Regions from separate parts of the Homo sapiens genome. Here region 2 is linked to region 1. Evidence: chromatin loops called from intact Hi-C (ENCODE). Cell type or tissue: adrenal gland. All regions are shown on one strand. Links, peaks and the distances in the headings refer to the core of each region. The heading gives the core; the rest is flanking DNA. Region 1 overlaps ZNF442 (zinc finger protein 442). Region 2 overlaps ZNF136 (zinc finger protein 136).

Region 1 (15,437 bases), core at 1,050-9,049:
TTACACTCATATGGCTTCTCTCCAGTGTGAGTTGTTTCATGATTTTGAAAGGAATAGAAATCAATAAAGGCTTTCCCACATTTACATTTATAGGGTTTCTCTCCAGTGTGAGTTGTTTCATGTCTTCGAAGGGAACTAGAAATACGGAAGGCTTTACCACATTCTTTACATTCATAGGGTTTCTCACCAGTATGAGTCCTTTCATGTCCTTGAAATACACTGGGATAAATGAAGGCTTTCCCACATACCTTGCATTTGTGAGGTCCATCTCCAGTGTGCATTATCATATGACTTCGAAAGCTTGAGTGATGAGATAACGCTTTCCCACACTGCTTGCATTCATAGGGTTTCTCTCCAGTGTGAGTTCTTTCATGACTTTGCAGTGAACTAGGACAATCAAAGCCTTTCCCACATATCTTACATTTATGAGGTCCATCTCCAGTGTGCCTTATCATGTGTCTTTGAAAGCTTCCCAGATGATGAAATGCTTTCCCGCATTGCTTGCATTCATAGGGTTTCTCTCCAGTGTGAGTTCTTTCATGTATTCGAAGGGAACTGGAAACACTGAAGGCTCTTCCACATCGTTTACATTTATAGGGTTTTTCTCCAGTGTGAGTTCTTTCATGTCTTACATAGGAACTGTAATCAGGGAAGGCTTTGGAACAGTGCTTGCATTCATATGGTTTCTCCCCAGTGTGTGTTCTTTCATGTCTTAGATAGGAACTGTAAATAGGGAAGGCTTTACAACACTGCTTACATTCATACGGTTTCTCTCCAGTGTGAGTTCTTTCATGCATACGAAATAAACTAGGCCAAAAAAAGGCTTTCCCACACAACTTACATATATAAGGTCCACCTCCACGTTGTACTATTATGTGTCTTCGAAGGTTTCCCGAAGAACTGAAGGTTTTCCCACATTCCTTACAATCATAGCGTTTCTTTCCAGTGTGAGGTCTTTCCTGTGTTTGAAAGGAGTGGTGATAATTGAAGGCTGTCCCACATTGTTTATGTGTATGTGGCTTCTCTCCATATTCCTGACACTCATCTGGTTTGTGTCCAGCATCAAATGTGATATAGCAATTAAGGAATGAACAACCCATGATTTCTCCACACACACTGCTTTTACATGGATCTACTCCAGGAGGTTTTTCATTCACAGTACTATCTGGCTGGCGACTTTCACTAAATCTCTCTATGATATGACATCTGTAAAACATGAGAAGTATATTAATAAAGGTTTATTTATAAATGACTTTATGTTTATTAGTAGGTACTGGATTTACATTTTTACATCATCATGCAACGTGTAGGCTTCATGCACTGCTTGAACGTGAATGGACTGAATGTTGTACAAGATAACTCGACCCCAGCTGTTTTCTTGACAATGATAAACACATGAAATTCTTTTTTTTGAGATGGAGTCTCGCTCTGTCGCCAGGCTGGAGTGCAGTGGCATGATCTCAGCTCACTGCAACCTCCGCCTCCCAGGTTCAAGTGTTTCTCCTGCCTCAGCCGCCCGAGTAACTGGGACTACACACATGCGCCACCACGCCCAGCTAATTTTTGTATTTTTAGTAGAAACGGGGTTTCACCATGTTGGCCAGGATGGTCTCAATCTCTTGACCTTGTGATCGCTCGCCTTGGCCTCCCAAAGTGCTGGGATTACAGGCGTGAGCCACCGTGCCCAGCCGAATTCTTAATATTGTTTCTAAGGGAACTATTTTTGCAAACACTGAATAGTTATATCACATTTAAGTATATGTTTCTGGAGAAAATTGTATAGGAATAAATAAGTTTGTACTGGGCTCGTTCATTTTCTTTGCCTAGTTGTATAATTTCCTGTCATCCTAAGAATTGCTCCACAGATATATGTCTTTCTCTTGTGAGTGCAAATTACCTTAGGCTCCTCCTGGGATTTCTGTGCTGATCTTCAATGTTTGTGTCTTCCCATTTCATTCCTAAAAGGTGGACACAGAAAAAACACTGTAGATTATTATAAAATTCTAAAAACACTACAAGATTTTATGTACAATGGAATCATGCATGATTCATTCACTGAATTGTAGCTGACTCTTGAACAACATAGGTTTGTACCTCGTAAGTCCACTTATTTTATGTTTTTTAAGATGGAGTCTCGCTCTGTTGCCCAGGCTGGAGTGCAATGGTGCAATCTCGGCTCACTGCAACCTCCGCTTCCTGGGTTCAAGCCATTCTCCTGCCTCAGCCTCCCAAGTAGCTGGGACTACAGGTGTGCACCACCACACCCAGCTAATTTCTAGATTTTTAGTAGAGACGGGGTTTCAGGTGGGTTTTGAACTCCAGACCTCAGGTGATCTGCCTGCCTCGGCCTCCCAAAGTGCTGGGATTACAGGCGTGAGCCACCACACCTGGCTCACAAGTCCACTTATATATGAATTTTCTTCAGTCTCTGCTACCCCTGGGACACCAAGACCAATCCCTCCTCTTACTCAGCCTACTCAATGAGAAGACAATGAGGATGAAAACCTTTATGATGATCCATTTCAACTTAATGCACAGTAAATACAGTTTATCTTCTTTATGATTTTCTTAACATTTATTTTCTCTAGCTTACATTTTTATGAGAATATAGTATGCAATATATGTGACAGACAACATATGTGTTAATTGATTGTTTTTGTGACCAATAAGCCTGCCAGTCAACTGAAGGTTAAGTTGTAGTGAACAAAAAGTTATATGAATATGTACAACTGGTTGGGGACCCAGCACCACTTAACCCTGTGTTGTTGAAGGGTCAACTATATCCCCTTTCGGTATTTCAAATCATTCAACAGCATTGATGACCAAGAAAAAAATGTCTCTAATTGACTAAGTGAAGACATAATGTCATTTTTACCTATACAGTCCAGGTTCCTAATGGTTTCCCACATCACATCTCTGTACAGACTCTTCTGTGATGGACCCAGCAAAGCCCACTCTTCCTGGGTGAAGTTCACCGCCACATCCTCAAAGGCTACTGAATCCTGAAACACCCCACATGTACAAAGGAGTAAGGCTGAGACTGATAGTACCAAAAATTTACACCCACTTCATAAACTTTGCATACTATTATTTCTAAGCAATGATTCAATGACATGGTAAATCCACCCTTATTCTCTGTCTACAATCACTTTCTCCAACACAGCAATTCTGATGCTAGAATTGAATGTTGTTGTACACATAATAGTCAAATAGGAACAAGTCTCTTTTTGATGACTTAAATGAGTGAATTTTATTGCCGGCATCATCCCTAATGTCTACTTTATAGTGGGTCTGTATTTCCTGTCGTGACAAAGTCCTACTACTTACTGTACAAGAATAGGAGTCCTGAGATTGTATATATTTACAAATGCTGGTTAACAAAATTGGATCCTTCGTGTACTCTAGGCACTGGATTTATAGAGGGTCTCCACCAACATAACTAATAACAGGTGCTGAGTGTGCATAAACTGTTTATGGAGAAAGTATAGTATTTGCTTAACTCTTACCTTCTCTTCGGGAGCTTGGAATTTTGTTACATGCTCAGCAGTGGGAGCATAGCTGATCAGCCAATGCTAGGTTTGAATGTTTGTCCCCACCAAAATGCATGCTGAAACTTAATCCCCAATGTGACAGTAATGAAAGATGGCGCTTGAAGAGGTTATTGGGTCTTGAGGATTTGGATCTCAAGAAAATCAAGATTAATCCATTCTTGGATTAATGGCTTAAAGAATAAATGGGTAGTGACAGAGTTGGACTTATGTCCCTATGAGAAGAGAAAGAGACCTGGGCTAGACACTCAGCTCCCTCATCACATGACGCCCTGTGCCACACAGGGACTCGACAGAGTCTCCACCAGCAAGGAGGTTCTCACCAGATATCCAGCCTTGACTTTGGACTTCCCAGCCTCCAGAACCACAAAATATATACACTGTTTCATTTAAATCATCTAGCTTCAGGTATTCTGTTATAAGCAACAAAAAACACACTAAGGTAGACACAAAGAAACACTCTGGGCACTGAGTCTCTAATGAATGACATCCATAAATAACTTTTCAAAATGTTTATTGCAACATGTTACTTGGGGATTCAGCCCATCCTATGTGATTACACTAAGAGAGAACATTTAGAAGCCAGCAACAGGTTTCCTCTAGATCAAATGTAGCAAAGCAAGACAAAAGACTAATAAAAGATGCTTCACCATCCCAATGCAAGAATTTTAAACTTTTTATTAGGTAATGTCAAAGGAGAATAATGGGGACAGATTGCACATGTTCTTAGAAAGAACTCAATGTTACCTCTCATGAATATCGATAATATTCCCTAAATAGCTAAATCAGAACTTTAGTAGTCAACAAAAAAAGATATCCCCAAAACTAACAGAAGTCACAAATGTATAAAAATGCTAAAAACTTTCTCACCAACAAAGTTACGGCTTTACAAGAACAGATAAAGAATTTTTTTTTTTTTTGGAGGGGGGAGACAGAGCCTTGCTCTGTTGCCTAGGCTGGAGTGCCCTGGCACGATCTTGGCTCACTGCAGTCTCTGTCTCCCAGGCTCAAGCAATTCTCCTGCCTCAGCCTCCTGAGTAGCTGGGATTACAGGCGTGTGCCAGCACACTCAGCTAAAACATTTATGATGATTCATTTCAACTTAACGCACAGTAAATATAGTTTATCTTCATTATTTTCTTATTAACATTATTTTCTCTAGCTTACTTTACTGTGAGAATATAGTACGCAATACGTATGACAGACAATATATGTGTTAATCAATTGTTTTTGTGACCAATAAGCCTGCCAGTCAACTGAAGGTTAGCTGTGGTGAACAAAAAGTTATATGAATATGTACAGACCTCAAGATTAAATGAGAAAAAAAATACGTATTAAAGACAAAACTAGGCCAGGAGCGGTGGCTCACGCCTGTAATCCTAGCACTTTGGAAGGTTGAGGCAGGCAGATCACGAGGTCAGGAGATCGAGACCATCCTGGCTAACACAGTGAAACCCTGTCTCTAATAAAAATACAAAAAACTAGCCGGGCGTGGTGGCGGGCACCTGTAGTCCCAGCTACTCGGGAGGCTGAGGCAGGAGAATGGCGTGAACCCAAGAGGCGGAGCTTGCAGTGAGCCGAGATCGCGCCACTGCACTCCAGCCTGGGTGACAGAGCGAGACTCCATCTCAAAAAAAAAAAAAAAAGAAAGACAAAACTAGTATTTTAAACAGTAACAAGGTCTTTTTCAGATTTAATGAGAATTTTTTTTTTTTTTTGAGACGGAGTTTCGCTCTTATTACCCAGGCTGGAGTGCAATGGCACGATCTCAGCTCACCACAACCTCCGCCTCCTGGGCTCAAGCAATGCTCCTGCCTCAGCCTCCCAAGTAGCTGAGATTACAGGCGCACACCACACGCCCGGCTAATTTTTGTATTTTTAGTAGAGATGGGGTTTCACCATGTTGGTCAGGCTGGTCTTGAACTCCTGACCTCGTGATCTGCCCGCCTCAGCCTCCCAAAGTGCTGGGATTACAGGCATGAGCCACCGTGCCTGGCCGAGGATTTTCTTAAGTAAGAAAATAAAGGCCGGGCACGGTGGCTCACACCTATATTCCCAGCACTTTGAGAGGCCAAGGCAAGTGGATCTCTTGAGCCCAGCAGTTCAAGACCAGCCTGGGCAACATGGTGAAACCTGATCACTAGAAAAAATACAAAAATTTGTCCAGGAGTGGGGGTACATGCCTGTAGTCCCAGCTACCTGGGAGGCTGATGCCTGTAGTCCCAGCTACCTAGGAGGCTGAGGTGGGAGGATCACCTGAACCCAGGGAAGCAGAGGCTGCAGAGAGCCTGGATGACATCACTGTACTCTAGCCTGGGCAACAGAATGAGACCCTGTCTCCCCTCAACCTCCCAAAACAAAGAAAAGAAAGTAGATTTCAAATGAGGAGTCTTCCAAATTCAACTATATTAAAATTAGGCATAGTGGCTCACACCTTTAATTCCAGCATTTTGAGAGGCTGAGGTGGGAGGATCCCTTAAGCCCAGGAGTTTGGGGCTGCAGTGAGCTGTGATGGCGCCACTGAACTCTAGCCTGGGGTCACGGAGCAAGATTCTATCTCAAAAAAAAGTCCATCAAACTGTAGAATGAAATAAAAAGATAAACCACCATCTGGAAAGAAATACTAGCAATCCTTCCATGTGAAAACTGGTTAGTATGTACAGTATGCTTAAAAACAAAAAGAAAGGCCAGGCGCGGTGGCTCACCCCTGTAATTCTAGCACTTTGGGAGGCTGAGGAGGGCAGATCACCTGAGGTTGGGAGTTCAAAAACAGCCTGAGCAACATGGCGAAAACCTGTCTCTACTAAAAATACAAAATTAGCCGGGCATGGTGGCGGGTGCCTGTAATCCCAGCTATTCAGGAGGCTGAGGCAGGACAATCGCTTGAACCCAGGAGGCAGAGGTTGCAGTGAGCTGAGATCGCTCCATTGCACTCCAGCCTGGGCAACAAGAGTGAAACTCCGTCTCAAAAAAAAAAGAGAGAGAGAGAAACAAGGCAAGGCAATAATATCCAAATAAATTAAACATGAAAAAAGACAGAAAATTACTTCACAGAAGATGAAAGACCACAAAGAAAAAAATGCTCAACACCAATGCTAATCAGCAAAAACCAATGGAGATATATAAAACATAAATCTTTACAAGGCATAAACACACACACATACATGGTCTGAGAGCTGATCTACACCTGCTATTAGGATTTCCTCATAAATTTAAACTATCCATAATCTACAATACAACAATTTTTTCCCAATGAATAGTATCCCAATGAGTTAAAAAAGTCATGAAGTGTTAGCACTTAGGGACAAAAAAAGAATATTTTCAACAACATCATAAGGTTAACCTGAAAGAACTCAAGTCCCATGAACAGTGAAATGTGTGAGGACTTGGTGACCCACAGCCTCAGACAACAGCGTATGTCAAACAGATTGAAGCAAATAAACAAATCAAAAACCTTTTCATCGTATTTTCTCCCCTCTCCTTTCATCTCTTCATGTCTTTGGAGTCAATTAAATATTTTTCATTATTCCAATTTGTTTATTTTCTTTGCATTTTAGTTCTATTTTTTTTGCATTACATTTTAACAAGCTGCTCCTGGGAAGCAGTTCTCATACTTTATGTGCATTACAAGCATCTGGAGGACTTAACACAGATTATTGGATCCTACCCCCAGAATTTCTTTTTCTTTCTTTTTTTTTTTTTTTTTTTTTGGACAGAGTCTCGCTCTGCCGCCCAGGCTGGAGCGCAATGGTGCAATCTCGGCTCACTGCAACCTCCACCTCCTGGGTTCAAGCCATTCTCCTGCCTCAGCCTCCCAAGTAGCTGGGATTACAGGTGCCCATCACCATGCCCAGCTAATTTTGTGTATTTTTAGTAAAGACGGGGTTTCGCCATGTTGGCCAGGCTGGTCTCGAACTCCTGACTTCAGGTGATCTACCCACCTTGGCCTCCCAAAGTGCTGTGATTACAGGTGTGAGCCACCATGCCCGGCCCTACCCCCAGAATTTCTAATTCAGTAGGACTAGAGTATAATCCTGAAATGTGCATTCCTTTTTAAATTTTGATGTTGTTTGTACATATTCACGGGGTACAGGTCTAATGTTGCCACAATGATATAGTGCATTGTGGTGAATGAAGTCAGAGCCTTCGGTGCATCCATCACTGCAGCAAAGCACATGCATCCACCAAGCAACTGCCCATCATCCACCATCCTCCACCCTCCTAGAGTCTCCACTGACCATCATTCCACACTCTGCTTCCATGTTTACACATTATTTACACGTGGGAGGTATATTTGCCCACCTTTTTTTTTTTTTTTTTGAGATGGAGTTTCGCTCTGTCGCCCAGGCTGGAGTGCAATGGCGCGATCTCGGCTCACTGCATCCTCTGCCTCCTGGGTTTAAGCAATTCTCTGCCTCAGCCTCCCAAGTAGCTGGGATTACAGGCACCCACCACCATGCCTGGCTAAATTTTTTTGCATTTTTAGTAGAGACGGGGTTTCACCATCTTGGTCAGGCTGGTCTTGAACTCCTGACCTCATGATCCACCTGCCTTGGCCTCCCAAAGTGCTGGGATTACAGGCGTGAGCCACCGTGCCTAGCCTACTCACCCACTTTTAAGTGAGTACATGTGGTATTTGTCTTTCTGTGTCTGAATTGTTTTGCTTAAGATAATTGCCTCCCAATCCATCCTTGCTGTCACAAAGGACATGATTTCATTCTTTTTCATGGCTGAATAGTATCCCAATGAGTATACACACCACGTTTTATTTACCCAATCCTCCACTTAGGTCGATTCCCTTATCTTTGCTTTGTGAATAGTGCTGCAATATGCAGATAAGTGCAGGTATCTTTTTGGTGTACTGATTTCTTTTCCTTTGGATAGATACCCAGTAGCATATCTGAGACACTCAGCATAATACTGAGTGCATATTAATGGTAACATTAACTAACTGAAAACAGAAAAGAGGCAAAACTATGCTACTGGATAAATACACACTGAATCTATAATGAGCAACAAAATACAAACTCTAGGTCAGTTATGCTTCTGACCTGTAGTGTCTTACCTCACACAACTTCTGACAACAAATGTATGGCATTTGCTGAACACCAATTCTCCAACAAAAACTGGTATCCACCCCACATTAGTACAGACCCCACAAGTTGAGGGTTGAATGTCACAACCAATCAGCCACCAGGCAGATGCCAGTGGCAAGCCCCAGAGACCATCCTTTTAATCAAATGTGTATAAAACCAATGACTCCCTCTACAGGGTCAATAATGTGCCAAGCCAACCCACAGAACTCAGCAAGTCACTCTGCTTAAGGTTGTCAGTTTGTTATAAAGGATATCTCAAGAATAGCCAAAAAGAGAGAGGCACAGCAAAGGAAGGGGAGGGATTGGCAAACCTTCCCCTCTTGGCTGACATTACCCACCCAGCAAATCCAAATACATTTTTTATTATATCAAAGACCCAGATAAACTCTCAGATTCATAAACCCTTTTTCCATCAGGCAGAATCAAAAGGTGTCTTTCTCTAAATCAGCTGTGACAGACTTTTTAATTTGTACTGATTATACCAACTGAGTGAATGCAAAACCAGGCTGCTGATAATGTTGAATTTTACCCAAGGCCTGTAATTCTAGTAAATAAGTAAGATGACAGAAAATCACCTCAACTCCCCAAGCCCAGTTCTTTGTGTTCTGGACAAGCAGCCGTAAAACAAAACAAAATAAAAGCACCCTTTGCTTACATAGATTATGCCCCTCCCCCCTTCTCTAAACTATAACTCAGCCAGATAAAGAACCTCCAAATTCCCATTTTTTATCTTATGATTAGCTGAGCAGTTTTGTCTTCACTGATCATACTGAACAAAATACATCTAAAGAAAACTTTGCTTAAGTTTTTCTCCTTGCTCCAGGACCGTGAACTTTGACTCATCCTCAGCCTGAGCCAGCACAAAACCCCTCCTTCATAACCCATCTTAAGAACAGACTTAGGTTAGAGCAAAACACTCTCTGAACTAGAATCTGATTCTCGGCCCGGCGTGGTTGCTCACACCTGTAATCCCAGCACTTTGGGAGGCTGAGGCAGGCAGATCATGAGGTCAGGATATCGAGACCATCCTGGCTAACATGGTGAAACCTCATCTCTACAAAAATACAAAAAATTAGCCGGGCGTAGTGGCATGCGCCTGTAGTCTCAGCTACTCGGGAGGCTGAGGCAGGAGAATCACTTAAACCCGGGAGGTGGAGGTTGCAGTGAGCTGAGATCACGCCACTGCATTCCAACATGGGCAACAGAGCTCTCGAGACTCTCAAGAAAAAAAAAAATCTGATTCTCACCCTCCATCCTGCCCTCCCCTTCGCATCTTCCTTCTAATCTTGGTTGCTCTTCCCTTAGCAAGAAAAGAACTTTTCTGCCCAACCTTAGAGATGCCTCAGATCTTTATTTTATTTTATTTTTTTTGAGACTGAGTTTCACTCTTGTGAGCCACCGCGCCCAGCTGGGATGCCTCAGATCTTATACTTGATGCTTTCCCGTTTTGCAGTACTCCTTTAGAATGAAGTCACTTCTTAGCTAAATGCAGATTTATTTTAATTGAGAATGTCTAGCAACAGCCCCACAACAGTAACAAATACAACCTCAAACAGGGAATCACCCCAACTGCCCCAGCTTTCTAATGCTCTGTAGCTTCTTTAAGTATAAAAGGCTTCTCCCATGGCTGGAGTGATCCGGAGGCTCCCAGGAAGAACCAATTTAAGTGGGCCTTCAATAACCTCCCTTTGCAGGCTCCAGACTGGCCTCAACTGGGAGTCACCGGCCTCAGGCCTCTCCACCCCACTCACTTCCTCCCATGCCTTACATGGAAAGTTACTTGGTTTAGTTAGCATTTATTTATTTATTAGTTAGTTTAGTTAGTATATATTTATTTATAGATGAAGTCTCACTCTGTCACCCAGACTGGAGTGCAGTGGCGCGATCTCAGCTCACTGCAACCTACACTTTCCAGGTTCAAGTGATTCTCCTGCCTCAGCCTCCCAAGTAGCTGCGACTTCAGGTGTGGGCCACCACGCCCGTGGTGGTGGTGGGCGCCTGTAATCTCAGCTAATCAGGAGGCTGAGGCACGAGAATCACATAAACCTGAGAGGTGATGCTCGCAGTAAGCCAAGATTGTGCCATTGCACTCCAGTCTAGGCAACAGAGCAAGATTCCATCTCAAAAAAATAAAAAAATAAAAAATAAAGGTAGGCTGGGAGCGGTGGCTCAAGCCTGTAATCCCAGCACTTTGGGAGGCTGAGGTAGGAGGATCATTTGAGGTTGGGAGTTCAAGACCAGCCTGATCAACATGGAGAAACCCCATCTCTACTAAAAATACAAAATTAGCCGGGCATGGTGGTGCATGCCTATAATCCCAGCTACTCGGGAGGCTGAGGCAGGAGAATCGTTTGAAACTGGGAGGCAGAGGTTGCAGTGAGCCGAGATTGTGCCATTGCACTCCAGCCTGGGCAACAAGAGTGAAACTCCGTCTCAAAAAAATAAAAAATAAATAAAACTAAATAGGAAAAGCACAAGTATCTACCCATTTCAGGCAACAAATACCATTTAATTACTACTTCCATAATAATAAAGCATTTAGTAAATTAATAATATTTGAGTTCTTTAGCTGTTGGAAAGTCCTGTGCCACAGCATTTAGCATTAATCTGTCAAGTACACATAATAGGAATAGAACAGTTATCCACTGTCCTAAATTCCCCACCCTAAAAAGGAAAGAAACTAAAGTTTTGGTAAATCTTTATAATTCAATCAAATAAGTACCACATTTTCTGTTAATATGTGTTCACTTTTTCTGCAGCCATAAAGAAAGTACGACCAAACATTTTTCCTTAGTCATACTGTCACTGTTAAGCCCTGAAATTCCATTTGAATAATCAGAGAAACTTACTTGACAGACTGGGGGAAAAAAAAAGTAAATGAAGGGTTTTTTTGTTTCTACAAAAATTGGACCTCCCCCTCCCCCTCTGCCTCCCCCTCCCCCTCTCGCTGTCCCCACGGTCTCCCTCTCCCTCTCCCTCTCCCTCTCCCTCCACGGTCTCCCTCTGATGCCGAGCGGAGGCTGGACTGTAGTGCCGCCATCTCGGCTCACTGCAACCTCCCTGCTGGATTCTCCTGCTTCAGCCTGCGGAGAGCCTGGGATTGCAGGAGCACGCCACCACGCCTGACTGGTTTTCATATTTTTTTGGTGGAGACGGGGTTTCACCGTGTTGGCCGGGCTGGTCTCCAGCTCCTAACCGCGAGTGATCTGCCAGCCTCGGCCTCCCGAGGTGCAGGGATTGCAGACGGAGTCTCGTTCACTCAGTGCTCAATGTTGCCCAGGCTGGAGTGCAATGGCGTGATCTCGGCTCGCTACAACCTCCACCTCCCAGCCGCCTGCCTTGGCCTCCCAAAGTGCCGAGATTGCAGCCTCTGCCTGGCTGCCACCCCATCTGGGAAGCGAGGAGCATCTCTGCCTGGCTGCCCATCATCTGGGATGTGAGGAGCCCCTCTGCCTGGCCGCCCAGTCTGGGAAGTGAGGAGCACCTCTTCCTGGCCGTCATCCCGTCTAGGAAGTGAGGAGCATCTCTGCCCAGCTGCCCATCGTCTGAGATGTGGGGAGCGCCTCTGCCCCGCCGCCCCATCTGGGATGTGAGGAGCGCCTCTGCCCAGCGGCGACCCCGTCTGGGAACTGAGGAGTGTCTCTGCCCGACCGCCACCCCGTCTGGGAGGTAAGGAGCGTCTCTGCCCGGCCGCCCCGTCTGTGAAGTGAGGAGCCCCTCCGCCCAGCAGCCGCCCCGTCTGGGAAGTGAGGAATGTCTCCGCCCGGCAGCCGCCCCCTCCAGGAGGTGGGGGACAGCTCCCGCCCGGCCAGCCACCCCGTCCGGGAGGGAGGTGGGGGGCAGCCCCCGCCTGGCAGCCGCCCCCTCCGGGAGGTGGGGGGCGCCTCTGCCCGGCCGCCCCGTCTGGGAGGTGGGGGGCCCCTCTGCCCGGCCGCCACCCCGTCTGGGAGGTGTACCCAGCAGCTCATTGAGAGTGGGCCATGATGACGATGGCGGTTTTGTCGAGTGGAAGTGGGGGAAGTGTGGGGAAAGGAAAGAGAAATCAGATTGTTGTTGTGTCTGTGTAGAAAGAAGTAGACACGGGAGACTCCATTTTGTTCTGTACTAAGAAAAATTCTTCTGCCTTGGGAAAAAAAAAAAAAATTGGAGGCTGAGGAGGCAGATCACTTGAGGTCAGGAGTTCAAGACCAGCCTGGCCAACATAGTGAAACCCCGTCTCTACTAAAAATACAAAAAACAAAACAAAAAAAAAATTAGCCAGGTGTGGTGGTGCAGGCCTGTAATCCCAGCTACTCGGGAGGCTGAGATGGGAGGATCGTTTGAACCCAGAAGGCAGAGGTTGCAGTAAGCTGAGATCGCACAACTGCATTCCAGCCTGGGCAACAGTGCGAAGCTCCGTCTCAAAAAAAAAAAAAAAAAAAAAAGGAATAGATGGCTACATATGTGACCTGTTTTCTGAAATCTAACTATTTCTGGCCTCTATGGAAATACTTTCTCTATCAATCTCTAATCTTATAGTTAATAAAACGTTGAAGCTGAAAAGAGTGAGTATCTCTTTTCAATGTGACAACCTCAGGGATGGGCAGCACTGACTCGAACACAAACAAGTCTAACTCAGGTGTCAGGTCATCCCATCTCCTGGGACATTAGTCACCCCCATCTGCTCAGTAAAGTGCTCAGTGACCACCCACCACCACCCCAGGAGATACTTCACTGTGTGCTTTTCAGGCTCATGCACACCTGACCTGAATGGGAGGTTCTTGCACAACTGGAATGAGTGGGTTCTCCAGTGCTTACATATTGTTTTCTCTCTTCATTAGTCTGAGAGTCAGGAAGGAAGAGATCACTTCTGTCTTCTCCCCCAAATACAATCATTCAACTGGCTGACCAGCCGTGTGTCCCCAAGGAATGGAAACTGGGGTTGGGGAAGAACAAGGTGATTGTCCCAAGGGTTAGCTTTTTATAGAAATGGTATACCAGAATATTCCTCCCATCCCACCCAGGGCATCCAGCTGTTCTCTGTGAGGCCCCACCCCAACACCTCAGGCTGCTCACTGGGAGAAATGACCCAGGGACTGATATTCACTGGACCCTCCCAGAGACAGGGCAGCTGTGTGTATCTTGGGTCAACCCCAGGCAGTTCTGAAACAGAACCAGGAAAAGGCAGAGAGTGGGCTGAGAACACATCACCCCATAAAGTTTCTAAAGGGGACTTTCAATGTTGATTAGGTATCCGTACCCAGGGGAAAGAAAAGGAGAGACACAAAGGTTTTTTTGTTTGTTTTTTTGTTTTTTACAGTGCAGTGTCAGGTTATTCTCTGCTTCCTCACATGTGAAATGTTCAGGAACACAAATCTTTTAAGAAGCCGGCCGGGCGCGGTGGTCACGCCTGTAATCCCAGCACTTTGGGAGGCCGAGGCGGGCGGATCACCTGAGGTCATGAGTTCGAGATGAGCTTGGCCAACATGGTGAAACCCCGTCGCTACTAAAAATACAAAAAATTAGCCGGGTGTGGTGGTGGGTGCCTGTAATTCCAGCTACTCGGGAGGGTGAGACAGGAGAATTTCTTGAACCCGGGAGGCGGAGGTTGCGGTGAGCCGACATCGCACCATTGCACTCCAGCCTGGGCAACAAGAGCACAACTCCATCTCAAAAAAAAAAAAAAGAAAGAAAGAAAAAAAGAAGCCATCCATTGCTCTCTGAAAACAAAATGAAAATTAAAATACTGGGACTCTGAAATTTAGCACGGGTGGGGCGGAGGAGGGAGGAGTTCATGATGTTGCTGTGAACTGAGGAGGGAAAGTTAGCCTGCGTAAGGCTCTGGAAACCAAGGGAGTTACTACCACCCCTAGGAGGAGTTAGAATGAGGGAACAGGGTAGTGGATTTGAGACCCTGCTACCCCCATCTCTGAAAAACTCGAAGAGGAATCAGTCACCCTGGGAAGAAAAGAAGGGACTGGGGACCCCGCAGACCACAGCTCCTCCCGTGCACAAACCCCACGCAAGAATCTGGATTCTGATTGCAGTTAGATATTAACCAGGTACCCTGAGCCCCACTGCCTCGCGGGGGCCGCCTTCCTGAGAGTCAGGTCACAGAAGACACTGACCGCCGGCTTCTGCATTGTGCCTGGGGATAAGATCTCGGAGAGCTGCTCGAGTTGCCCAAGTTCTTTCTCAGATCTTGAATTCCAACGGAAAGGCTGGCGCCAAGCAGGGTGAAAACCCCACGAGGGAACCCACTCAGCAGGAGAATGCGGTTTCTTCACCTCCCGTCCCAGGATTCGCCTGTCACTTCCCCACCAACCAGCGACCCCACACTTCAGCCGCCCCTGTCCAGACCCCTAAACACCCCCATCCCCAAACCTCTCATGGAGGCGGAACTGGGGTCTTCTCTCCTCTCCCCCTATTAAACTGTTTCTGCTGCAGGCCTTGGAGTCTCGGTGCAGTGACTCGGACCGCGAACCTGTGCCGGTTACAGCCGCACAATCTGGGAAGACGCGGAGCTGTGGGCATGGAGCTGCCCCAGAGAGGGCGCGGGAGCCGGGGCCGCAGTTGCTGCGCAGAAACGGGACAGGACGCCCGGGGTCCCGGCTGCCGGCCCAGCCCCCAGCTCCCACCCCGCGGCCGAGGGGACTGAAGGCCGGCTGGGCCAGGGGAACTCGGGTCCACAGACCCCGCAGTCGCCGCGGGGACGCCCGGGTCCCGCCACAGCCGGTTCTGGCCGGTTCCAACCAGTCCTTCGCCCTGCCCCAGGACGCCGGGCCCCGCACACTCACCATTTCCCGGCTTCCGC
Region 2 (15,437 bases), core at 3,705-11,704, 160 kb before region 1:
ATGGTAGTCAGCGTGGAGGAATTTTTAGCCAGTTTGCAAATCAGAATCTGAGCAAGAAAATCCCTGGAGTGAAACTCTGTGAAAGCATTGTATATGGAGAAGTCAGCATGGGTCAGTCATCCCTTAATAGACACATCAAAGATCACAGTGGACATGAACCAAAGGAATATCAGGAATATGGAGAGAAGCCAGATACACGTAACCAGTGTTGGAAACCCTTCAGTTCTCACCACTCCTTTCGAACACATGAGATAATTCACACTGGAGAGAAACTCTATGATTGTAAGGAATGTGGAAAAACCTTCTTTTCTCTCAAAAGAATTAGAAGACACATCATCACACACAGTGGATATACACCATATAAATGTAAGGTGTGTGGGAAAGCTTTTGATTATCCCAGTAGATTTCGAACACATGAAAGAAGTCACACTGGAGAGAAACCCTATGAATGTCAGGAATGTGGAAAAGCCTTCACTTGTATCACAAGTGTTCGAAGACACATGATAAAGCACACTGGAGATGGACCTTATAAATGTAAGGTATGTGGGAAACCCTTTCATTCTCTGAGTTCATTTCAAGTGCATGAAAGAATTCACACTGGAGAAAAACCCTTTAAATGTAAGCAATGTGGTAAAGCCTTCAGTTGTTCCCCAACCTTACGAATACATGAAAGAACCCATACTGGAGAGAAACCTTATGAATGCAAGCAGTGTGGGAAGGCCTTCAGTTATCTCCCCTCCCTTCGACTACATGAAAGAATTCACACTGGTGAGAAACCCTTCGTATGTAAACAATGTGGTAAAGCCTTTAGATCTGCCAGTACCTTTCAAATACATGAAAGGACTCACACTGGAGAAAAACCTTATGAATGTAAGGAATGTGGGGAAGCATTCAGTTGTATCCCAAGTATGCGAAGACACATGATAAAACATACTGGAGAAGGACCTTATAAATGTAAGGTATGTGGGAAACCCTTTCATTCTCTGAGTCCATTTCGAATACATGAAAGAACTCACACTGGAGAGAAACCTTATGTATGTAAACATTGTGGTAAAGCTTTCGTTTCTTCAACATCAATTCGAATACATGAAAGAACTCATACTGGAGAGAAACCCTATGAGTGTAAGCAATGTGGGAAAGCCTTCAGTTATCTCAACTCCTTTCGAACACATGAAATGATTCACACTGGTGAGAAACCCTTTGAATGTAAGCGATGTGGTAAAGCCTTTAGATCTTCTAGTTCCTTTCGACTACATGAAAGGACTCACACTGGACAGAAACCCTATCATTGCAAGGAATGTGGGAAAGCCTATTCTTGCCGTGCCAGCTTTCAGAGACACATGTTAACACATGCTGAAGATGGACCACCTTATAAATGCATGTGGGAAAGCCTTTAATGCTCTGGGTTCATGTCAGATACATTAAAATACTCACTGAAGAGAAGCCCTATGAATGTAAGTAACGTGGGAAAGCATGAAATTCTGTCAGTGCCTTTTTTAATACATGAAAGAATTCTAGAGAGAAGCCATATACATGTAAGTAACATGGGAAAGCTTTCAATCATTTTAGTTCCTTTCAAATACATGAAAGAACTCATCATGGAGAAAACCAAACAAATGCTTTTTGGAAAGGAACCCATATTTGAGAGAAACCCTGGGTAAAGGGTGTAGGAAAGGTTTTGTCATCACACAACCCTGTCACACATGAATGTGTAGTGGAGAGAACCTTGGTAAATGTAAAGAGTGTGGGAGAGCCTTTAGTCATTTTAGTTCCACTTGAAGCCATGAAAGAACACACAAAAGAGAAAGCTCTTGAATATAAGCAATGTCCACACGTTTTTAGCCAGCCCACATGCTTTCAACAACATGTAAGAATGTACCCTGGATCAAAACACTATAAATGTGAAAACTACAAGGAAGGTTTTCCATTATACTTTTAAAGTCATTTGAGGGCTCTGGCTCTGTGGCTTTGTGGGTTAAAGTACTTGTCTGGCAAACAGGAGATGCTGGATTTCAATCCCAGCAGGGCCTCACTAGTTGAGGTATTGAATTTGAACAGATGTTTTGGCTCTGGCTGGGTGTGGTGGCTCACACCTGTAATCCCAGCACTTTGGGAGGCTGAGGCAGGAGGATCACTTGAGGTCAGGAGTTTGAGACCAGTGTGCAAAACATAGCAAGACCTCATCTCAGAAAAAAAAAAAAAGTCATTTGAAAACTTCTAATACAGCAAAATCCTATAAATGTAAGTACTTCAAAAAGCCTCATGCATAGCGGGTCATGTAGTCTCTAGAAAATACATAACCTGATGGAAATGTAGAAGCTATATGTATATTTTGTTAATTAGTGGCTCATATTTAAAATAGTTCTCTGACTATGGATTTCAAATGCTTAATCTCACAAAGAAATGTTAAATTGATATAATCCTGTAAGTAATCTGAAAGCAATAGTGCATGAATTTCATAGGTAGTGTTGTTTTAGGTCAGTAAATAAAATATTTGTCTTTCCATTTTGAAATGTGTTTAATCCAACAATGAATTTAAATGTGTTTCTCATATTCAGGTATGTTAAATTGTATATGGTTGCTTAATTGTTCTGTGATTGAGGACCACTGAAAAATAAGTCTTAATAAATGTTGGTATGAACCTACTTGCTTCATTTAGCAGGTTCTTGATTCCCTTTCCACATTATATACATTCCATCATATTTATTGGAACAGCTCCTTTTTTTTCCTTTTTTCTTTTTTCTTTCTTCTTTTTTCTTTTTGAGACAGGGTCTCGCTCTGTGCTCTGTTGCCCAAGCTGGAGTACAGTGGCATGATCTCGGCTCATTGCAACCTCTGCCTTCTGGGTTCAAGTGATTCTCCCACCTTAGCCTCCTAGGAAGCTGGGACTACAGGCATGTGCCACCACACCTGGCTAATTTTTTGTATTTCTAGTAGAGATGGGGTTTCACCATGTTGGCCAGGCTGGTAGAACTCCTGACCTCAAGTGATCCACCCACCTCAGCCTCCTAAAGTCTGGGATTACACGTGTGAGCCATCACACCTAGCCCATTTTTTTTTTCTTGGCTCAAATAATTTTATTTTGCTTCCTATTAAAGAGTTGTTGTTAATTCTAAGTATGTAAAGTTTATCACAGACTGTAGTCTCGTGAATTATTATTTTAACCTGTTGTTCTTTACTCCTTGTTATTTATTCTGGCTGCTCTTTGTATAATTGATTTTGGGATAAGGAGACAGCTATGATAGAATAATAAAATCTAAAATGGGAGATGCCTTTCATGGATTGTGTCATGTCAATCTGGGTAATGGGAACTAAACTTTTCAGACTTCATTTCTTTCTTTCTTTCTGAAATAGGGTCTCACTCTGTCACTCAGGCTGGAGTGCAGTGGCACGACTGTGGCTCACTGTAACCTCAAACTCTGGAGCTCAGGTGGCCTTCCGACCTCAGCCTCCCAAATGGCTGGAACTATAGGTATGTGCCACCAAGCCCAGCTAATCTTTTTATTTTTGGTTTTTCATCTTTTTTTTTTTTTGTAGAGATGGTGTCTTGCTATGTTGCCCAGACTGGTCTCAAACTCCTGGCCTCAAGTCACCCTCTAGCCTCAGCCTCTTAAAGCACTAGGATTACAGGCATAAGCCACTGTGCCTGGCCCAGAATTTCTTTCTTTCATGGTTACCTGTAGACTGCATCAATAGCCTAAATTCCTGGAAGTTTAGAATGCAGAAGTGAAGAACGCATTAGTCAGATTTTGGAGGCATCATACGGAGAGACAGATGCATATGGGCTGTTTGGACATGGTCATCTAGCCCATTTTCCTGATTCTTTGCCCTGCCAATCAAGAGTATCCTCAGCCGGGTGTGCTGGCTCACACCTGTAATTCTAGCACTTTGGGAGGCCAAGGCGGTCGGATCACCTGAGGTGAGGAGTTCGAGACCAGCGTGGTCAACATGGTGAAACCCCATCTCTACTAAAAATACAAAAATTAGCTGGGTGTGGTGTCGCGTGCTTATAGTCCCAGCTGAGGCAGGAGAATCGCTTGAGCCAGGGAGGTGAAGGTTGCAGTGAGCCAAGATCATGCCACTGCACTCCAGCCTGGGTGACAGAGTACAGAGTAAGACCCTGTCTCAAAAAAAAAAAAAAAAAAAAAAAAAAGAGTATCCTCTAATCCACCACTAGCTACTTCACCTCCATGTTCTCAAAGTTATGGATTTCCATAGATGTTTTTAAAAGCTTCATATCAAAGATTCAGCTGCCATTTGGATATTCCTGAAGGCCCTAATATATCTGCCAAGTAATCAGTTCATATTGTCATTGTTGGGAATAGTCTGATGATCTGACTTGGTTCCTGTACGGTCCAGTTTGTACATAAACATTTTTGTCCATAGGGACAGTGAGTGTTACTGATGCAGGTTGAGAGCTACAATGGCACTATCCAAAAACAAAACGAAAAACCCTACATGGAGCTTGTTCCTCTGCTGCATTATGCAGAGATGGGTCTCACCCCGTTCTTTCATGTGAGAATAAGCACCTTATTCATTATAGAAACATTGTGGGTGTTTCCTGTTACTCATAGCTGAATGCAGTCCCTCAGTTTATTTTGAATTATGTTTGAGTACATATGATTACAAACAATATACATGTCCTCCTCAAACAAAAGTTCTCTACACATTTCTTAGAAATATTAACAGTATGCAAGCAACTTGCATACTGTCTGGTGAGTTTTGTATTTATTGAGAATATATATTAAAATATCCCATTCCAATCATGGATCCGATAAACTTTATAATTAAGCTATTTGTCCAACATTGTGAGTCAATATTACTGTGAGCTTACAACTTCAGGCCTTTTTTTCCTCATAAATTTTAGTTTTCATGCTTATTTGATTACAACTTTTATGATGATAGTAGTTTTTCATATGCATAATACCAAAAGTCAAATCATGTTGTGAGTGATTTCTTTCCAAGGACTATCAGGGACGTCCCTGTTGTCAAGCAGGGTGTAATAAATTGTGGTAATAAATACTACCACAGGCCGGGCGCGGTGGCTCACCCTGTAATCCCAGCATTTTGGGAGGCCAATGCGGGCAGATCACTTGAGGCCAGGAATTGGAGACCAGCCTGGACAACATAGCAACACCCTGTCTCTACTAAAAATACAAAAATTAGCCTGGTGTGGTGGTGCACATCTGTAATCCCAGCTACTTGGGAGTGGAGGTTGCAGTGAGCCAAGCACGCCACTGCACTCCAGCCTGGGCAACAGAGTGAGACTCTCTCAAAAAATAAAAAAATAATAAATACCACCACAAACCAGTAATGACTGTAAGGTGTATCAATAAGAGGGTATTTAAAAGAATTTATTGCAGAACTTATGCTGCTTTTTGGTTGCTTGATTCCTATTTAAGGAAGCAAAAAATTTCTCTGTATTTGATATAGTGAAGAGGTGAACTTAATTCTACCCTTGGTAATTCTTTTTATTTTTGAGACGGAGTCTTGCTCTGTCACCCAGGCTGGAGTGCAGTGGCGCAATCTCAGCTCACTGCAAGCTCCGCCTCCCGGGTTCACGCCATTCTCCTGCCTCAGCCTCCCGAGTAGCAGGGACTACAGGCACCCACCACTACGCCCGGCTAATTTTTTGTATTTTTAGTAGACGGGGTTTCACCGTGTTAGCCAGGATGGTCTCGATCTCCTGACCTCGTGATCCACTGGCCTCGGCCTCCCAAAGTGCTGGGATTACAGGCATGAGCAACCGCGCCCGGCCCTAGTAATTCTTTTTTTTTTTTCTTTTGTGAGACAGAGTCTTGCTCTGTTGCCCAGGCTGGAGTTCAGTGATGCGATCTTGGCTCACTGCAACCTCCACTTCTCTGGTATAAGTGATTCTCCTGCCGCAGCCTCCAGCGACAGTGCCAGACTTCGTCTCAAAAAAAACCCAGAAAACAAAAAGACAAAAACCTTTCAGAATACTTCCTGAATGATCTGCCAGAGCCTGTTTTACAGCTTTTTTTCTGGAGGCGGAGGGGACATGGTCTTGCTCTGGAGTAGCTTGGATTACAGGTATGTGCCACGACACCTGGCTAATTTTTGTATTTTGAGTCGAGACGGGTTTTGCCATGTTGGCCACGCTGGTCTCAAACTCCTAGGCTGAAGTGATCGGCCCACCTCGGCCTTCCAAAGTGCTGGGATTACAGGTGTGAGCCACAGCACCCAGCTGAATATACATTTTTCTAAGGAAGATAAACAACTGAGCAAGGGGACCTGAAAAGATGCTGGACATCATTAAGTAAATGCTAAACAAAAAGGCAAGGAAATACCACTTCAAACCCACTAGGATGGGTAGAATGAAAAAGTGAGATAATAACACATGTCAAGGATATGGAGAACTTGGAACCCTCATACACTGCTGGTGAGAATGGAAAATAGAGCAGCCGCTTTGCTTTTTTGTTTGTTTTTTAAATTTTTCTTTTTTAAGAGATGGGGTTTTGCTCTGTAGCCCAGGCTGTCAAGGCTCACTGCACTCTCAAACTTCTGGATTCAAGAAATCCTCCCATCTCAGCCTCCTGAGTAGCTGAGAACACAGGTGTGCACCACCATGCCCAATTAATTTTTCTTTTTCTTTTAGAGATGGGGTTTTGCTCTTTTGTCAGGGCTGGTCATGAACTTTTGGGCTCAAGCTATCCTCCTGCCTTGGCCTTCCAAAATGCTGGGATTACAGGCATGAGCCACCGTGCCCTGCCAGGAGTTTCTTTTTTGAGGTAATGAAAATGTTCTAGGCCTGGCGCGGTGGCTCATGCCTGTAATCCTAGCACTTTGGGAGGCTGAGGCGGGCGGATCACGAGGTCAGGAGATCGAGACCATCCTGGCTAACACGGTGAAACCCGTCTCTACTAAAAAATACAAAAAATTAGCTGGGCGTGGTGGCAGGCCCTGTAGTCCCAGCTACTCGGGAAGCTGAGGCAGGAGAGTGGTGTGAACCCGGGAGGCGGAGCTTGCAGTGAGCCGAGATGGCGCCACTGCACTCCAGCCTGGGCGACAGAGCGAGATTCCGTCTCAAACAAGAAAAAAAGAAAATGTTCTAGGCCAGGTGCCGTGGCTCATGCCTGTAATCCCAGCAGTTTGGGAGACTGAGGCAGGTGGATCACTTGAGGTCAGGAGTTCAAGACCAGCCTGGCCAACATGGTGAAACCCCGTCTCCACTAGAAATACAAAAATCAGCCAAGCACAGTGGCGCGCGCCTATAATCCCAGCTACTCTGGAGGCTGAGGCAGAAGAATCGCTTGAACACCAGAATCGGAGGCTGTAGTGACCCGAGATCGCGCCATTGCATTCTGCACTCCAGCCTGGGCAACAGAGTGAGACTCCATCTCAAAAAAAAAAAAAAAAGAAAATGTTCTATAATTGACTGTGGTGATTATCTGTTTGCATCTTTGAATATACTTTACTGAATTGTACACTTAAAAGGGATGCATTGTGTAGTGTGTTTTATTCTGATATAGCTTTTCAAATAAATATGACTTCAGATTTTTGATTAATCTGTTAAGCATACTAAGAGTTTCCAGATATACCTTAATTTACATCACTTTTTATTGTTCATTTTTGTATCAGTGAAAATAGGGATTCAATTACCTTAGGTATATCATAGTCGTTTACATTTCAAAGTTCTCTGCGAACACAATCTGTAACCTATTTAAAATAAATTTTCCTGTAGTGTGAAATGTACACTTCAGAGTTTAATTGAACATATCTCACAGCTGTGGTTAGTCTGATAAGCGTCCTTGCATCCATGCTAGGGATGTGGGGTTCAAAGAGATTGTGTGTAAAAGGCTCTGGAGGCCAAGGGATTCTTTATTTAAAGTAAATGTGTGGGGATTGGGGAAGGAATGGGTGGAGGTCTCAATGCCGTTAGCCGTCAATGTCAGAATGGAGCTAGACTCATTACACACGGCGAAGTCACTTTTAAAGTGTCTGTGTTTGTGAACGGAGCTCACAGTTCCACGAGTGCCCTCTAGACTCAGGCCAAGTCCCTGGCCCCCGGAGGAGTCAGACCCTCTTGTTCCAATCTGGACTTGCCTGGGTGACCCTCTTGCTGTGGATTTGTTCCTTAAAGGGTCACTACATCTGGCAACTGAGGCTGGAATTCGCCGCGCACACTTTTGTCCCCGCGTTCAGAAACAGCTGCGACAGGATGCCAGAGTCCATCGAGAGGCTGGGAACAAGTTCGGCTTCTACTCAACTGCCCCTCGCTGGGACTGGTTTCCCCCCGGACTGAAGCAGGGTTTCCCCGGCGACATGACCTTTCGCAGCTCTGTCACTCCATGTGAAGAGGGCGGGGCTTCGTGAACTGTCCAATCAGAGGCGCCACGTGGAAGGTGGGTGGGGCAATGCGGCATAAAAGAGGTGGGCGTCGTACGTCGTTACGCAGCGCGGTTGCTGGGCACCTCGACTATCACCTGACCGTAGTAATATCTCCCGCTACGCGCGTTGTGACCAATGCTGCATACAGGAGATGAGGGAGGACGGCCAGACACCTGGAAGCCGGAAAATGGTGAGTGTGCGGGGCCGGTGTCCCGAGACCTGAGGAGGGACAGGTTGGAACCGGCCGGAACCGGCTGTGGCGGGACCCGGGGCTCCCCTCGGCGACTCTGGGGTCTGGGACCCGGGTCCCTCTGGCGCAGCTGGGCCCTCAGTGCCCTCGGCCGCAGAGTGGGGCTGGGCTGGCATCCGGGACCCCGGGCATCCTGTCCCGTTCCTGCGCGACGCCTGCGGCCCCGGCCTCAGCCTCGGCGCCCTCTCTGGGCAGCTGCACGCCGCAGCCTCGTGTCTCCCCAGATTGCACGGGAGCCCCGGGAGGGTCATGGGGAGGATTCCGACTCGTGTGTGGGGTTCGTGCGTGGGAGGAGCAGTGTTCTGTGTGATCCTCAGTCCCTCCTTTCTCCATAAAGGTCACCCATCTTCCCTTGAGGTTTCCAAATGTATGGAAAGCAGGGTGTCAAATCCATAATCCTGTCTCCAGACTATCTCTTCCTGGGGCTGGCAGTAAATTCCTAAGTTTGCGGATCCCTTCCCGCATTCCCAAAGTCTAACGCCCCCTCTCCAGTTCACAGCGTCATTGTCAATTGTTTGGCCTCTGGTGCATTTCACACGGACGCCGTGTTTCTCATTTTTCCGAAGAACCAGGGATGACTCGTTTTAACGGATTTATTTTTTGTTTGCGGATATTTTACATGGGAGGAAGGCAAAGAATACCCACCTGGAATTGTTACATAAATCCTTATGACTCTCCTTCCAGTATCTCTCCTGAGCACAGACACACTGCAGGAACTCTTGGGTTGGGGCTCCTCTTTGGAAACTTCCCTGGGTGACCTGTCTTTTTTAGCAGTTTCAGGTCGGCACTGCCCGTCCTTGACTTTGTATTCTTGAAAAGATTTGACCACTCACTTGTGTGTCATTTTCTTCATGTATCTGAAAGGTATATAATCAATAGCTACTAAAAGTATTATAATTTTTTATTTCTAATTTTTGTGGGTACATAGTAGGTGTATATATTTATGGAGTACACGAGATGTTTTGATGCAGGCATGCAACGTGAAATAAGCACATCGTGAAGAAAGGGATATCCCCTCAAGCATCTGAGTTGCAAACAATCCAGTTACACTCTATAAGTTATTTTAAAATGTACAGTTCTGTGTGGTTTTTTTTTCCACCCATTAATTGTCCTCTCCTTTCTCTCAGGCTCCCACTACCTTTCCCAGCTTCTAATAACCACCCTACTCTCTAAGTCCATGAGTTCAGTTGTTTGATTTTCTTTCTTTTTTTTTTTTTTTGGAGATGGAGTCTCTCTCTGTCACCCAGGCTGGAGTCCAGTGGCGCGATCTCGGCTCACTGCAAGCTCCGCCTCCCGCGTTCAAGCCATTCTCCTGCCTCAGCCTCCTGAGTAGCTGGGACTACAGGCACCCGCCACCATGCCCGGCTAACTTTTTTTTGTACTTTTAGTAGAGACGGGGTTTCACCGTGTTAGCCAGGATGGTCTCGATCTCCTGACCTCGTGATCCACCTGCCTTGGCCTCCCAAAGTTTTGGGATTACAGGCGTGAGCCACCGTGGCCGGCTTGTTTGATTTTTATAATAGATCCCACAAATAAGTGAGAAGATGTGATGTTTATCTTTCTGTGCTTGGCTGATTTCACTTAACATAATGATCTCCAATTCCATCCATGTTACAAATGACTGGATTTCATTCTTTTTTTTTTATGACTGAATAGTACTCCATTGTTTATATGTACCACTTTTTTTTTTTTTTTCCCGGCAGAGTCTCACTCTGTGCACTGGTGTGATTTTGGCTCACTGCAACCTCCGCCTACAGGGTTCAGGCGATTCTTGTGCCTCAGCCTCTCGAGTCACTGGGATTACAGGCATGTGCCTCCACACGGGGCTAATTTTTGTATTTTTAGTAGAGACGGGATTTCGCCATATTGGCCAGGCTGGTCTCGAACCCCTGATCTCAGGTGATCACCTGCCTCGGCCTCCCAAAGTTGTACCACATTTTAAAAATCCATTCATCTGTTGAGGGACACTTACATTGCTTCCAAATCTTAGCTATTGAAACAGTGCTGCTACAGATACTGGAGTGCAGCCATCCCTTCGATACACTGATTTCCTTTCTTTTGGGTATATTCCCAGCAGTGGGATTGCTGCATGGCATATGGTAGCTCAATTTTTAGTTTTTTGAGGAACCTCCAAACCGTTCTCCATAGTGGTTGTACTAATTTACATTCCCATCAACAGTATACAAAGGTTTCCTTTTCTCCACGTCCTCTCCAGCTTTTGTTATTGCCTGCCTTTTTGACTTAAGCCATTTTAACTGGAGTGAGATGATATCTCATTGTATTTTTTTTTTTTTTTTTTTTTTTTTGTATTTTTAGTAGAGACGGGGTTTCACCGTGTTAGCCAGGATGGTCTCAATCTGCTGACCTCGTGATCTGCCCGTCTTGGCCTCCCAAAGTGCTGGGATTACAGGCGTGCGCCACCGTGCCCGGCCTCATTGTAGTTTTGATTTGCATTTCTCTGATGATCACTTTTTCATATAAACACCTTTTTATATGCCTGTTCGCCATTCGTATGTCTTGTTTTGAGAACTGTCTATTCAAATCTTTCGTGCATTTTTTGATTGGATTATTAGACTTTTTTTCCTGTAGCGTTTGAGCTCCTTATATATTCTGGTTATATTAATCCCTTGACAGATGGGTAGTTTGCAAATATTTTCTCCCATTCTTTGCGTTGTGTCCACTTTGTTGATTGTATCCTTTGCTGTGCGGAAGCTTTTTAATTTGATGTGATCCCATTTGTCCATTTTTGCTTTGCTTGCCTGTGCTTGTTGGGTATTGCTCAAGAAATTTTTGCCTGGACCAGCGTCCTGGAGATTTTCCACAATGTTTTCTTGTAGCAGTTTCCTGATTTGAGGTCTTCAATTTAAGTCTTTAATCCATTTTGATCTGGTTTTTGTATTTGGCAAGAGATAAAGATCTAGTTTCATTCTTTTGCATATGGATATCCAGTTCCCAGTACCATTTATTGAAGAAACTGTCTTTTCCCCAGTGTGTATTCTTCACACCTTTGTTGAAAATGAGTTCACTCTAGTTGTGTGGATTTGTTTCTGGGTTCTCCCTTCTGTTCTGTTGCTCTATGTGTATGTCTTTATGCCAGTACCATGCTGTTTTGGTTACTATAGCTCTGTAATATAATTTGAAGTCTGGTAATGTGATTCTTCCAGTTTTGTTCTTTTTGCTTAGGATAGCTTTGGCTATTCTGTGTCTTTTGGGGTTCCATATCAATTTTAGGATTGTTTTTTGTATTTCTGTGAAGAATATCCTTGGTATTTTGATGGGGATTGCATTGAATCTGCAGATTGCTTTGGGTAAATGGACATTTTAACAATATTGATTCTTACAATCCATAAACATGGAATGTTTTTCCATTTTTTTGGTATCCTCTTCAATTTCCTTTATCAGTGTTTTATAGTTTTCATTATAAAGAGCTCTCACTTCTTTGGTTAATTCCTAGGTATTTAATTTTATGTGTGGCTATTATAAATGGGGTTACTTTTTAAATGTATTTTTCACATTGTTCACTGTTGGCATATAGAAATGCTACTGATTTTTGTTGATTTTGTATCCTGCAACTTTACTGAACTCGTTTATTCTTACAGTTTTCCTGTAGAGTCTTTAGGTTTTTACAAATATTAAGATTATGTCATCAAAAGTATAAAAAATTTTAAAGAGGCAAGAAAGAGGTGAATTTCATAAAAAATAAAACACTTCAGTATTACACTGAAATTGGTGAACATTTTTTTCTTTTTTTCTTCGCCTTAGGTTGTGTAGTAAGTTTCTGAGGTCTGTTCTTTTTTGTGTGGTGATTTCAAATGGAATTTCAGAGCATAGCCATACAACACCTAGAAGTATCCAAATATGATTATGAGAACATTTATTGCCATAGAAATAATAACTGAAATTTCTTTTTTTTTTTTTTTTTTTTTTGAGACGGAATCTTGCTCTGTCACCAGGCTGGAGTGCAGTGGTGCAATCTTGGCTCACTGCAACTTCTGCCTCCCGGGTTCAAGTGATTCTCCTGCCTCAGCCTCCTGAGTAGCTGGGACTACAGGCGCCACCACTATTCCTGGCTAATTTTTGTATTTTTAGTAGAGTCGGGGTTTCACCATGTTTGCCGGGATGGTCTCCATCTCTTGACCTCATGATCCGCCTGCCTCAGCCTCCCAAAGTGCTGGGATTACAGGCATGAGCCACCATACCCGGCCCAATAACTGACATTTCATTTTCTGCAAACAATAGACATTTGTGGATTTCAGGGACTAGGGCTGGTTTGCTAAGGTGCCTTACAATTTTCTTAACACTTTACACATCAATACTTGATTTGAGAGATTTTGCAGAATTCTTCAAACATTGGGTTTGTCTCAGTTAAAGTATCTGTTTAGGCTGGCTGTGTTGGCTCATGTCTAATCCCAGAACTTTGGGTGGCTCATGAGGCAGGAGGATTGCTTGAGTCCAAGAGTTCAAAATCAGCTTGGGCAACATGGCAAAATCCTGTCTTTACAATAAAATAAAAATACAATATCAGTGGTGGTCCAAAGTAACATCACTGCCCAAGCTAAGGCCACCCTTGAGCCTGCCAAGAGCAGTAATTAAAGGCCCTGTTGGTTCTTCTTGGGGAGCCTCCCTGTTCATACCATTAAGCCCTTTATACCAAGAGAAGCCACAGAGCACTGGAAAGCTGGGGATCCACATGCACATGTTTTGGGTGGAGGGGTTGCTTTCTGAGGTTGTAATTGTGGTTTTCTTGGGCGTGTTTTTTAGACATGAGGTTTGTTTTGCATTCACAATGTTGCCACATTCAGAGTATAATTCTTACATACTGAGAAAGCATGTGAAGTTCAGGAGTGCTGTCTCCAGGACACAGGGTTAATGAATTTCGGAGGTTATTTTTGGGCCAGAACCTTAAAGTAAATCCAGCTGAGAGTTTCTTCTGCCCAAGAATTGAAGCCTGGGAGAGGAAGTATTTTCACACTGCCAGGGGCCAGTTAGGGTGTACGGAGCTCCCAGAGTTCATTCCTGTGGCTACTCAAGTGTCTCTTCCCTTCATCACCAGGGACTATTCCACTCTAGAAGTTACATGTCAGAGGGAGAGCATGGACCTCAAGCATGTTAAGGTGTTTAACCTCTTGAATGTGGGTTTTCCTTGTGAATTGTGGGGAAGCAGCCTGCTTATCTGAGCTAATTAGAATATTTATGTTTCCTTTGGATTATTTTATCTGTTGAGCATTGTGGCCCTTCAACTCTGGTTTCCCTTATTTTATAATTTTATTGCCTGTGTCAGTGTGTAAGATTTTAGTTTCTTTCACTTTGAAAATGAAGGTTGTTAGATATGGTGGGAGTAAGCAAGAAAATTCTGGAACTAAACAAAATGTTTGTTTCTTGAGGCCAGAGAACCTCAAGATACGAGATGAGTATGTTTAAGTTCTCAGGTACTTTTTTCATTTTTAGATCAGTTTTTGTATGTGATTGTCCATAAAGAACTTTGAAATTTAAAAGGGTATACAGTTGCTAAGACAAATGACTTCCTGATTCCGTTGGTAAGAGGAAAACACAGTTGAATTCTTGTTTTAATTGATGTGAGGAAAACTACTAAAGTTTATATAATCTTTGAAACTCCTGCTATATTTAAATTAGGCCCAAATCCATAATGCATTTTATTTTATTTATTTATTTATTGAGACAGAGTCTCACTCTGTCGCCCAGGCTGGAGTGTAGTGGCACAATCTCGGCTCACTGCAACCTCCCAGTTCAAGTGACTCTCCTGCCTCAGCCTCCCCAGTAGCTGGGATTACAGCCGTGTGCCACCACACCCAGCTAATTTTTGTATTTTTAGTAAAGACAGCGTTTCACCATGTTGGCCAGGCTGGTCTCAAACCCCTGACCTCAAATGATCTTCCCACCGTGGCCTCCCAAGTTGCTGGGATTACAAGCGCGAATCACCACACCTGGCCCGGAATCCGTATTTAATGTTTGCTAACAACCTAAGACTCAGCGTTCCCTTTTTCCCTTGTGACCACACCTGGACAAGCTGATGAGTCTAAGGGCTCCCTTCTCTGTCATAGGCAAGAGATTTAAACCATGTAACTACATGCCCATACAGGGGATCTTGTGCCCAACTCTACCCCAACCACAGTAAACAACCAGGCCAGGCTCCTTTCTTTGCTCTCTCAGGCCATTTCAGTTATGCTTGATGGGTCTGTCCTGCTCTTCCCAAGATCTCAACAATGTGAGCAATAAGCCTTTTAATACCCCCTCTGTGAGTGCCAGACCATCATCAGTTTTGTCAGAACTATGTCTCTGAAGGTGACCACAATGATTGGTGCCGTGAGCATGTTGTCCAGACACTGATCACCACTTGTGGGTCCTTCATCTCTTTATTATTATTTTTTGAGATGGAGTCTCGCTCTGTTGCCCAGGCTGGAGTGCAGTGGTACGACCTCCGCTCACTGCAACCTCTGCCTCCCGGGTTCAAGCGATTCTCCTGCCTCAGCTTCCTGAGTAGCTGGGACTACAGGCATGTGCCACCACGTCCAGCTAATTTTTTGTATTTTTAGTAGAGACGAGGTTTCGCTATGTTAGCCAAGATGGTCTCAATTTCCTGACCTCGTGATCTGTCTGCCTTGGCCTCCCAAAGTGCTGGGATTACAGGCATGAGCCACCGCACCTGGCCTTTATTTTTTTAATTATTATTGTTATTATTATTTTTTGAGACAGAGTCTTGCTCTGTCACCCAGGCTGGAGTGCAGTGGTGTGATCTCAGCTCACTGCAACCTCTGCCTCCCAGGTTCAAGCAATTCTCCTGCCTCAGCCTCCTGAGTAGCTGGGATTACAGGTGTGC

The links. Hi-C counts contacts between places; a loop is a spot of excess contacts. Peaks named below come from ENCODE experiments on the same cell type or tissue, not always from the same donor. Only the 100,000 strongest peaks of a DNase experiment are listed, where the experiment ranks them.
Region 2: it touches region 1 in a loop (2.6-fold over the local background); 21 of 110 quality-filtered maps call a loop at or near these places.

The regions. Positions count from the first base shown.
Region 1 is chr19:12,350,113-12,365,549 of GRCh38, forward strand. It overlaps ZNF442 (zinc finger protein 442), which reads right to left. Exons shown (of 6, transcript NM_030824.3): 1 at 15,421-15,437; 2 at 14,690-15,131; 3 at 13,442-13,559; 4 at 2,876-3,002; 5 at 1,898-1,958; 6 at 1-1,206. The coding sequence starts at 13,519. Among named protein-coding and RNA genes, the nearest start is that of ZNF442, 7.9 kb to the right of the region's middle. RefSeq lists a silencer at 15,105-15,284 and an enhancer at 15,385-15,437. In adrenal gland, for the core only: no CTCF peak of the experiment used is centred there; no DNase peak of the experiment used is centred there; H3K4me3 peaks cover 184 bases.
Region 2 is chr19:12,186,605-12,202,041 of GRCh38, forward strand. ZNF136 (zinc finger protein 136) reads left to right here. Exons shown (of 4, transcript NM_003437.5): 4 at 1-3,267. The coding sequence ends at 1,397. It also overlaps the pseudogene LOC100289333. Among named protein-coding and RNA genes, the nearest start is that of ZNF136, 31 kb to the left of the region's middle. In adrenal gland, for the core only: no CTCF peak of the experiment used is centred there; a DNase peak (open chromatin) is centred at 8,497; H3K4me3 peaks cover 1,863 bases; H3K27ac peaks cover 1,289 bases.